2 separate regions of the Homo sapiens genome follow, and region 1 is linked to region 2. The links are chromatin loops, found by intact Hi-C in ENCODE. Cell type or tissue: HepG2. All regions are shown on one strand. Each heading gives the region's core, and the rest is flanking DNA. Links, peaks and the distances in the headings are about the cores only.

Evidence for each region. Hi-C counts contacts between places; a loop is a spot of excess contacts. Peaks named below come from ENCODE experiments on the same cell type or tissue, not always from the same donor. Only the 100,000 strongest peaks of a DNase experiment are listed, where the experiment ranks them.
Region 1: a loop joins it to region 2, with 10 times the contacts of the local background. A loop is called at or near these places in 4 of 110 quality-filtered maps.

Annotation. Positions count from the first base shown.
Region 1 is chr15:80,836,164-80,841,535 of GRCh38, reverse strand. The region is part of intron 1 of CEMIP (cell migration inducing hyaluronidase 1); the gene reads right to left. Among named protein-coding and RNA genes, the nearest start is that of MIR549A, 3.2 kb to the left of the region's middle. In HepG2, for the core only: no CTCF peak of the experiment used is centred there; a DNase peak (open chromatin) is centred at 2,195.
Region 2 is chr15:80,967,337-80,972,708 of GRCh38, reverse strand. It overlaps a transcript of MESD not described here. Among named protein-coding and RNA genes, the nearest start is that of MESD, 20 kb to the left of the region's middle. In HepG2, for the core only: a CTCF peak has its summit at 2,489 (motif pointing right); DNase peaks (open chromatin) are centred at 2,478 and 5,088.

The DNA.
Region 1 (5,372 bases), core at 249-5,248, 130 kb after region 2:
ATTCTAGAAGTCATATCCCTTGCCCGCTTCCCCCATGTCTGTACCAACAGAGTGGACGGGAACCAAGAAGTGGAGCAGTGCCTGCCCTTTAGGAGGAGCAGGGAAAGGATGATCCCATGCCCTTCTTGCCTGTGGACTCCAGGGTCTCTCCTAGAGCATTTTCTCCACCCCCAACCCATCACTGTCATGGGGGCCCTTTGTTTAGGTGGCCCTGGGTGTCTGAAGGCAGAGAGTAGAGGTCACTAACTGGCTGCCTAGGGACCGAGTCTGGCCTGCAGATGTGTATAGGTCGTCCTGCATAGTGTTTTTAAACATTTTTTAAATTGGGGAAGTTTCATACAAACATCTGGATTTCCAGCTTTGCTGGAAAATCTGAAGATCTGGCAACCCAGGTCCAAATTCCCACATGGCAGCCATCAGCTGGCAAAGCCACAGGTGCCCCGTTCAGCTGGGGCACAGCCTACCCCTCAGAGGACAAGATGAGAGGGGAGGGGACGCTCAAGCTGTCCCTGGCCGTGGCTCCAGGTTCCAGGATAGCAGCCTGGAGGTTTCCAAAAGCTGTGTCCTCCTCCCCTTGTGGCCAGTGAGGACAGAGAACTGCTTTGTCAGCTAATGAAGGTGAGGCATGGTGGCTGCATGGTGGGAAGCCCGACAGCCTCCAAGCCTGCCTATTTCTTGACCACAAGGCTCAGTCCACTCCAGAAAGCCTGCTGGTGTTCCTAATGTAACATAAAACACCGCTGGCTTCCTGTCCTGGACCCCCTAGGACTCCCTCTCAGGCGGCAGTGGTCCCTGCACCCCAGGCTGGTGTGTCCAGGGCAACTGGGCAAACACTCGGGCGCTGCAGGGCCCAGGGCCGGCCTCCCACGCCTCGGGCCAGGGACACCCAGCAGTCCAGCAGTGTGGCCCCTGCAGTTTCCCCCTGCACGGGCCTGTTTACTTCTTCAGGGAATGCTGTAGGAGCCAGGCCCACTGAGCCGGAGAGGCCATTTCAGAACCACCAGGCAGATTTTTCATTCCAACTTCAAGGAGCTTCCAGAAAACCCAAACAAACATTTAAAAACGGCTGCCTCGCCACAGTTCTGGAGGCAGCGCCAAGGAGAAAGGCATTACCCGTGGGCCAGCCGGGGTCCCTGCCAGGAAGGAGGGTCCTGACAGGCTGGGCTGACTTGCAAGACCTGCTGCTCCAGCCAACTGGGTGTGGAGTCCCCATGAATGACTCGTCCCCACCCTCCATGCCCCGTGAGTGGAACGCGAGTGGATGGGTCATCTCTGCTCCTACTCTGTGTGGAATTCCCTCTCCTCTATCACACTTCCACATCACACTTGCCCTTCAAGACTCCTGGAGAACACTGATCCCCCGGGGTCTTCTGGGGCCACCCTCCGAGCCCCTAGGAAGCACCTTGGGACTTAGACACCCCCCTTTCCACTTTCTGCCTTCTACCAGAATTGGGTGCTTATGACTTTCTCTTCCCTGCTGGCCTGGGGGGCCCCTTAGAGGAGGAGATTCAAAAAGACTCAGCAGCTTCAAGTCCCACCCCACCTTTCCCAGCTGGGTGGCCTTGGACTTGTCACTTCTTCATTTTTACAGTTCTGTGTCCTCAGCTATAAAATGCGGTGGATAGTGCCAACCTGCTAGGGTTGTTGTGAGGGCAAGGGAAGAAAATGTGTGTGGCGTGTCTAGCACTTTGCCTGGGACATAATCGAGACTGAAGGAATATTGGACAAATAAAAAGCCAGAAGGAATGACCACCTGGGAGGGTGAATTGCCCCACACATCCAGCCCTGTGCCTGTGCCCCATGCAGCCCACAGCCCACAGTCCAAGGGAGGTGGGCAGATGAAGAGGATGGAACTTTCTAATGTCCCTCTCAGCCTGCAGGGGCTCTCCTGAAGCATTTGCAGCACAGCCCCTGTTAGCCACAAAGGCAAGCACAGTGTTGCCTTTTCCCACTGCACAGGGCCCCGTTGCTGAAGGCCCACCCTTCTGCTGTGAGGAAGGCCAGGAGGTCTGGCCGGCTTCGCTGCTGCTGCTGCGGGTGCTGGCCCTCCTGCAGGGCCCGGTTTGCAGGGAGCCCAGGACTTTGCACTTGACTCCCTCAGAAGCTGGTGTCCACACTTCTCCCTCCCCCACTTGGGACAAGCTGCCCTTGTTTGTCTCTTTCATTCATTCTTAAGTCTGGCCTCTGTTGAAGCCACAAATTAAACACACACACACACACACACACACACACACACACACACACACTCACGGCCTTGACTCCACAGCCTTCACTCCTGACTGGACCTCCTCTGAACAGAGGCTTCCTGTGCTATGGAATGCGATTCCTGCTGGCTGAGGAGAAGTGGCTTTCAGGCCGCTGGGCAGGGGCGCCTCTTACTTCACTGAGTGTGGCTGCCACCACTTCAGCAGCTTCTCCTCCTCTCCTGCTACCCCGAACACCTCAACCCCAGCCTGAGTCCCGCTGCCTCTATTTCCTGTTACCTCAGAGGGCTCAGCTGCCAACCAAGACGCCTGCGGGTGGCCTCAGCTCCTGAGTGCTGGACACCCTGTGACTTAAACCCCCTAATACCTCAGCACCAAACATGCACGGAGCGCTTTGGCTGTCCAGGGAAAGCAGGGCAGAAGCCGGGGAGCACAGATTTTGGAGCCACACAGGGTCAAATACTCAGTCTGCCCCGTCCTAGCTGAGTCACTGAAAGCAAGTTGCCCAACCTGTCTGAACCTCAGTGTGCTCGTCTGCAAAATGGGAATGCCTTCCTTATACTTCTGAAGAGAGAACATGGAAGTACTCTATGAATTTTAAAGAGCTGTGTCAATAGTGGTTGCCACTGAGTATAGGGCATTGGGATAGGTCTTGGGAATACAAAGACAAATCACACGGGGGGTTTTATCATCAAGGACCTCCTGACTAGTGAGGTGGATGAGGCGCGTAGAACAACATAGAGGAAAGAGAACTTCTTAAAGGGGCCTGATGACATATCTGGGAACTTCAATCCAACCATCATATTTGGGCAGCAATGGGTGGTGGCATTGCACTCAGCCTTGAACCAAGGGAATGATGCAGGACCCAGGCCTGCTGAGCCAGAGAGGCCATTTCAGAACCACTAGGCAGATTTTTCATTCCAACTTCAAAGAGCTTCCAGAAAACCCAAACAAACATTTGAAAACGGCTGCCTCGCCACAGTTCTGGAGGCAGCGCCAAGGAGAAAGGCATCACCCACGGGCCAGCAGGGTCCCTGCCAGGAAGGAGGGTCCTGACAGGCTGGGCTCACCTGCAAGACCCGTTGCTCCAGCCAGCTGGGTGTGGAGTCCCTATGAATGACTCGTCCCCACCCTCCGCTCCCTGCGAGTGGAACGCATGTGGATGGGTCATCTCCGCTCCTACTCTGCCTGGAATTCCCTCTCCTCTATCACACTTCCACATCGCAGGTCAGGGTCTGGACAAGCAGAGAGTCTGGGGCAGGGAACAGCAGCATAGAGACCTGGGGGGGCTGTTGCATACAGCACACCTGGGACAGCCAGAGGGGCAGAGTGGGAAATGCATTGGTAGGAGTCCATGGGAGAAAGGGTGTTCTCACCTAAGATGGGTAAACAAGGAAGTTGGTGTGGCCAGTGGAGGGCACAGAGGAAAGCAATGAGAGACCCCAGTCTGTGCAGGGGTGGTATTTGGGATGCAAGGTGAAACCTCCAGGTGGGGAGGGATTACTTTAGCAACTGCCCATGTCTATACCATGAGCTCAGCGGGGCAACTTTGCCCCCAACAGCTGGCATCTTGAATGAAAAGAAATGACACTAATAATGTCCCCAAATAAATGCAAAGATGCTTGGTTCAGATGCTCTAGAATATCTGTTTACTTCCTCTTGAAGGAAGGCAGATGGGGAAGAAGGAAAATATCATCAGATAGTATTTGGAACAAGACTTCCAGCCAACCAGTGGCAACTTCTTGGAGGCAGTCTGGTGAAGTGGCTGGAACTCTGGCATTAGAATCTGAGTTTTGACTGTATGTTTCTGGGCAACCCTTGGTTTCCTAAGCTCCAGTGACCTCTCAAGGGTGTTGTGAGGACAGACATGAGCTGGTGCCTGTGTTCTGTACCAGGTTGCCATAAAGAATGGTGTTCTTTGCGTCTTGTCATTTTGAACTCCTCTTCCAAAGGAGCCTGGGAAACCCTCTGCTTACCTGATTCTAGACTCCACCACCCATCATTTACACCCCTCCCATCTCTCTCGTTCATTCCATTTGCATATCCATCTGTCTGTCTATCAAGCATGGAATCTGGTATGACATCACTCTCCCCCATCTGTGCGTCTCGGAGTGCTTATGAAGCAAATCATTCTGAGCAACCACAGATAACTGAGGAGGGCCTGGTAGTGCCCTGGAGTTTTAGCAACCTCATCTTCTCCTTGGCCTCAGGGCCTGTGCTGGGGGCCAGACACATCCCTTAGACCACAGTCAGCAGATGATTGCAGATAGAATAGGGATGTTGGATGTGGGTCTGTTCCCAGTGAAGGGGAGAGTGGTTCTGGGGCCAGCTCTGGTAGTTGGGAGCTAGGGACTGGGGAGAAATTAGAAATAACGTTTCCAAAATAGAACTCAAGGCAGCCAGGGGCTCAGGACATCTTCTAGGACTCCACTGCTTAGCCCTTACAATCCTATCACATTATTCTGCCTTGCTGCAAAATATCACTTATAACTTCCTACTGCTCTGGTCCTGGTAACTGCAGGGTCTTCATTTGCTGAATGCCCTGTTGGATAAAAAAATTAAAATCTGGGCGTGGAAGCTGACACCAGACCAAATTTCTCTGCATAATAAGCAGGAGGCCTTTGGATGTGATGGAGGTAGAGGGTAAGGCTGGCAGAAAACCCAGGAGGTAAGGAGGCAGAAAACCCAGGAGGTAAGGAGGCAGAAAATCCAGGAGGAAAAGGAAAAACAAAAGAACTCATAGGATTGGACGCTATGGCAAAAGGAACTATGGAAAACAGAAACGTTTGAGGAAGGTTTTCAAGCTGTTTTTTACGGAATGTGTGTCTCCAAGCCGTCCTTCCCTGTGAGACCTTCAGCAAAATGTCTGCCATGTTCATGAATGCATTTGGTACAAGTGGACGAAAACCAGAGACAACCCGCAGGGATGCCAGACACTGGCGAAACAATTTGTTTGAAATCACTGCCTTAATTTCTCACAGAGGAAGGCATTTTTCTGCCCTTCGGAACACTGTCCTCCTCAGCCCATTAATAGCACCAGTCCTGAAAAAGATGCCTTTTCGCTCTTAGAGAAGCAGAACTGAAGGTCAAGCCAAGCTCAGCACACTTAACTCTTCAGTTTGGGCAACAGAAGGCTTTACCAGAATTTTAAGGCCAGGAAAATGCACT
Region 2 (5,372 bases), core at 213-5,212:
CTGCGTTCAGCGTTTTAGTGGCTGTGTAATATTCCCGTCCTCTTGCTGTGCCATAATTCTACTTAACAGATTCATGTAGTGAAGACAGTAGGGCTGGACCAGGCATGGTTTTGTTACTTACACGTGCCTGAGTCCAATCTCTGCCTCACGATCCATGTCCCTTTCTAGGAGCATGTACTTCTACCCACAGCTCTGGCTGCTGTGTTTACATGCACAGCCCTGCCCTGCTCTCCCACCCTCCCTGGATGGTCATGGTCTTTTGGACCAGAGGTGGGCATCTGACCCAGGTCACCATCAACCAGGTTGACAAATCAGATCCTCTCTCAGCCAGAGACTGGATGATTTGATAGCTGAGGCATTAATAGTGCAGCAGCCACAGTGAATTGCAAGAATGTGTGTGTTAGTTAAGTTTCTACACTTGCCCTAAGTGTTCGACCTCCTGAGTTTTGATATTCAAGTTTTCCTTGAATTCTGAGAGCTCTGTATTCCTATGAGAAACTTTTCCCTAGGGCTACTTTGAAGAGGTTTCTGCAGGTCTGATCCTCTCTAACTTTTCCTGATCTCTACTTATCCATCTATGTGAGGGAGTGAGACGAAGCACATGTGTAAAGTCCCCAGCACCGGGCCTGTATCTGTGCTCTCTATTTTTTTCTATATTTGAGTTTTTTTAGTTATCCACAATTATCAATAACGTTGAAATGAGCAGTTTTCCTTCCTTAAGATTAGTCCTTTGGTGTCGATTTCTTTTTTTTTTTTTTTGAGACAGAATCTCACTCTGTTGCCCAGGCTGGAGTGCAATGGTGCAGTCTTGGCTCACTGCAACCTTCACCTCCCGGGCTTAATCAATCCTCCCACCTCAGCCTCCCTCCCAAGTAGCTGGGACTACAGGCGTGGTCCTACTTGTCTCAGGTCCTACTTTTTCCTGTGTCCCTGATTATTGTTTAGTCCCAGCTACTCAGGAGGTTGAGGCGGGAGGATCTCTTGAACCTGAGAGATAGAGGCTGCAGTGAGCTGTGATTGTGTCACTGTACTCCAGCCTGGGGGACAGAGTGAGACCCTGGCTGGAAAAAAAAAATTGTTTTAAGACTTTATTGCTCCTATTGGAATAAGGGAAGAAGTTGAACTCAACTCTGAATACAGTGAAGACAATTGGGGATTTACAGCAGAGGAGCAGAGTGAGGGGATCAGTGGGTGGAGAATTACTAAGAGGAACTTGATTAGATATCAGGGGCAGGGGGATTCTTATTAACTGACTTAGGATTGTTGCTAACGCTGGGCTCAGCAGTCCAAGGTCAAGGCCTAGCTGAGAAGATGGCTCAGAGGAGCCCAACTAAAGTTTCTAAGGAGGGGTCTTTGTCATTTCTAGGGCTTTGCATGTGAATGCTCTTGACTGAAAATAGAAATTAACCCTTGACTGTGCAATCTGATGGCCATTGTTTTCCTATGCTAGGCTGTCAGGTACCTCGTTGACCAGGTAGGGTGAGGCCAGGGCTTGGAGCTGAAAGCCATTTACAGCAGGCAAAGATCAAGCTCTTCCACAAAGACTTGCAGTAGGAATCCTCTGGGGTAGCAGTTGACAAATATTCTCTTCTTGACCAGCCTCCAGTGAGGCTCCTTGAAGCCCTTGAAGCATTGACTTTCAGTGTCTGCTCTTGTGGGGCTTGAGTTGCCCATTTTAGCAAGAATCCTGTTAATCAATTTATTGAGAACTTCTTACCCTTGATATCTAATCACTCAATATCTGATCAAATTCTCCATCCTCCACCCCGCCCCCAGGTGATATCTGATCACCCAGGCCTACCTTCAGCATAATCCTGTTAGGTCTGTTTAACCAGAATCCGTGCTACCCCTGACATTTCCTCTTAGTCATTTTCCATCTACTGCCCCCATCCTGCTCCTTGGCTGGGGTAAAAACCTGTTTGTGCATGCTGTATTCAGAATTGAGCCCACTTCTGTACTGAGGTCTCTTTCCCCTTATTGCAGTACTTTCTGATTTAAATCTGTTCTTACTGCCGTAACTACCATCAGACACTGATTTTGTTTGACTAGGTCTGAGCGGGAAAGTTCCGAAGAATAGGAGTGGCTGAGTTAGCTACGGAGTTCATTTGGGGCCGGGAAGCAGAGAGGAAGACAACGATAATTATGATGAAGAACACGTTTTTGATGTCAGAAAGTACAACACTTCCCATTATGCACTGCATGTGAGCCTCACACCTGCCCTGCAGTGGAGGAGTAGATAGTTTACAGGTGAGTGAGCCCAGAGGGAAGGGGATTTGCCAGTGATCACGAGGCCAGCGAGTGCCTTTACTACTTCGTAAGACCCCTATTAAGTGAAGTAGAATTGTTCATTCTCTCCACCATATAACCAAAGCACAGCTTGGGAAAGTGATTTGACTAGAACCTTTTTCGGAAGCTGTCTGCAGTGGTTATCATCTCCTAAAGGAAAGTCAATTTAAAAATTAAAGGATGTACCCACTAGGGGGCAGCAGAGACCAGCTGTGCCTCACGGCTTCCCCACCATGTGTCTCTAATTTGCCACTGATCCTTCGGTGAGAATTCTTCAGCTATTATTTTAATTAACAGACTGCTCAGTCTGTGCTTGCAAAATATCTGTGAAAATCTGCATACACCTCTCTCTCTGAATTCTCTTGGAAATCCAAGGGATTATCTTATCCATGTGTACTGTTCTAGTAATATTAATTTACTTCATCCTCATAGCAAGCAGCCCTATGCAGTAAATACTGTCATCCCCATTTTGCACACAAGGAAACTGAGGCACATAGCCATTCAGTATTTTCCCCAAGGTCACGCTGCAAGGCAGTGACAAAGCCAGGATTTTTTGTTGTTGTTTTTTAAGACAGAGCCTTGCTCTGTCGCCCAGACTGGAGTGCAGTGGCGCCATCTCGGCTCACTGCAACTTCCGCCTCCCGGATTCAAGTGATTCTCCTGCCTCAGACTCCTGAGTAGCTGGGATTACAGGCACCCGCCACCACACCTGGCTAATTTTTGTGTTTTTAGTGGAGACGGGGTTTCACTATATTGGCCAGGGTGGTCTCGAGCTCCTGACCTCAACTGATCCGCCTGCCTCGACCTCCCAAAGCGCTAGGGTTACAGGCGTGAGCCACCATGCCCAGCCTCAAACCCAGGATTTAAACTCAGGCAGGCAGACTCCAAAACTGACACCAGCCACTGTAATCTGCTTGGGAGAGGGGCTGCTCCCCTTCTCTGGACCTCTTCTCAGACCCATGTGCCAAGTGTTGATACAAGCACTCCCCATGTAAGTGCTGAACACCAATAAGTTTCGGGAAGTGTGCAGGCAGTGGAGATAAAGATAGCAAGGCAGGCAAGGTCCCTGCCTTCTTGGTATTTACAGGTTGAATATTAAAAGACACACAATGTCTTTCAGCATGGAGTGTGCCTACTGTGTGCAAGCTCTGGACATCCTTACCTAACTGTGACATGCTACCCACTGTGTGCAGGTCTTTACATACTTTATTTCATTTACTCTCATTTTATTTTCAGTTAGGGTCTCACTCTGTTGCTCACGCTGGAGTGCACTGGCACGATGGCAGCTCACTGCAGCCTCGACCTCCAGGCTCAAGTGGTCCTCCCACCTCAATCTCCTGGGTAGCTGGGACCACAGGTGTGCACCATCACACCCAGCTAATTTTTTAATATTTTTTGTAGAGACAGGGTCTCCCTATGTTGCCCTGGCTGGTCTTGAACTCCTGGGTTCAAGCAATCCTCCCACCTTGACCTCCCAAAGTGTTGGGATTACAGGTGTGAACCACTGTGCCCGACCTCATTTACCCTTCACAACCCCACAAGGTTGGTATTAGTTAACATTTACTATGTGGCCCTTTGAAGCACAGTTCTGGTGTTGGACTTCCCAGCTCTGCATTTTATTAGCTGTATCATGTTGGACAAGTTATTTAAGGACCTCACTCATCTAAGCCTGTAGGTGCTAATAAAAGTTCCCATTTCAGAGAAGTATTATAAGGATTAAATGAGCAAGTCCCTGTGAAGCACTTAACACAGCTTTCTTTTTTATTTTATTTTTAAAGTAAAGAGGTGGGGTCTCACTATTTTACCTTGGCTGGTCTTAAACTCCTGAGCTCAAGCGATCCTCCCACCTTGGCCTTCCAAAGGAGTACAGGTGTGAGCCACTGTGCCTGGCCAACAGAGCTTTCAGTACATGTTAACTATTATCATTTGTGTGTGTGTTTTGTGCTTCAGGTGACTAGACAGAAGCTTGTAGGGGTTAAGCCCCTTGCTGAGAGTCACAGCTAGGAGAAGGCAGGATAACATCCTGCCTGGGCTGTTTTCTTCTGGAGGCACTGCAGTTTTCACTGTGGCTTGACACTCTAAGGGAGGGGCTGGGATGGAATTCTACATGGGCCACAGAGATTGCTCCAGAAGGAGAATGGCCACCTTGCCCAGTGTAGGGTATGCCAGAGCAGAGCGGGTCAGCTTCCTTCCAGGCAGAAACATCTGCCGTTCCCACCACCTTGGTGCTCTGCTCTCAGATACCTGCATGGCTGAGGACCTGCTCTCAGGTGAGATGGTTTGCCCTGAAAGGGGCAGAGCTGCCAGAGTCCAAGCGGTCTGCAGGAGACTGCAGTTTGACCATGCTGCTTGCTGGTACAAGGAAATTTTTGGTAGGCAGATTTCAGGAGGTCCCACGCAAGTGTCACAAGCCAGAAACTTGAGATGTTGGACCCCTTTCCACTTGATCCAGCATCTGGGAAAACCTGAGCCTGCAGTTGGGGCCACTTGGCCAACTCTCCATAGATCTTGTTGAATCAGCTTAAACCTGGGCTTGTCAAATTCTGGATCTCAGCAGCCCAACTTGCAATTTTAAATCTTTGACCACTGTTCCCTGGCAGACCTAGGGCAATTTTTGTTTTCTCCAGAGAAGTCTGCCGAAGTTTCTGAGGTGAAGTTTCCAAGCTGATGAATTGGAAGCCCAGACTTGGCAGCTCTCAGCCAAGGAGGGCTGCAGTTGGTGGAATGTGAAGAATGCCCAGGGACATCTGGTCTGCCTTGCATCTGTTTTTCAGGCCAGCCCGCATTCTTCCTGCAGGAGAGAGCTTCAGCCATAGGCCTAGAAACACTGGGGCCCCTTTGATCCATGCCTCCTACCTCAGCTCCAAGTTGGACGACATTGAGTGCCATACTTGCTTTCCCTGGGCCTTACCTCTTCTATAAACAGGGTGGCAAGTCCTGCCAGGCCTGGGATTTACATGCCAGGGTCTGGAAGAAACAAGACAATAGGGATCCTTATTCTAATGCAAAGGAGGTCCCTGACTCCCTTAGGATAGAAGCTTCCTTACAAATTCTCTGAGGTCCTTGCTCTAAATTAAAACTCCCTG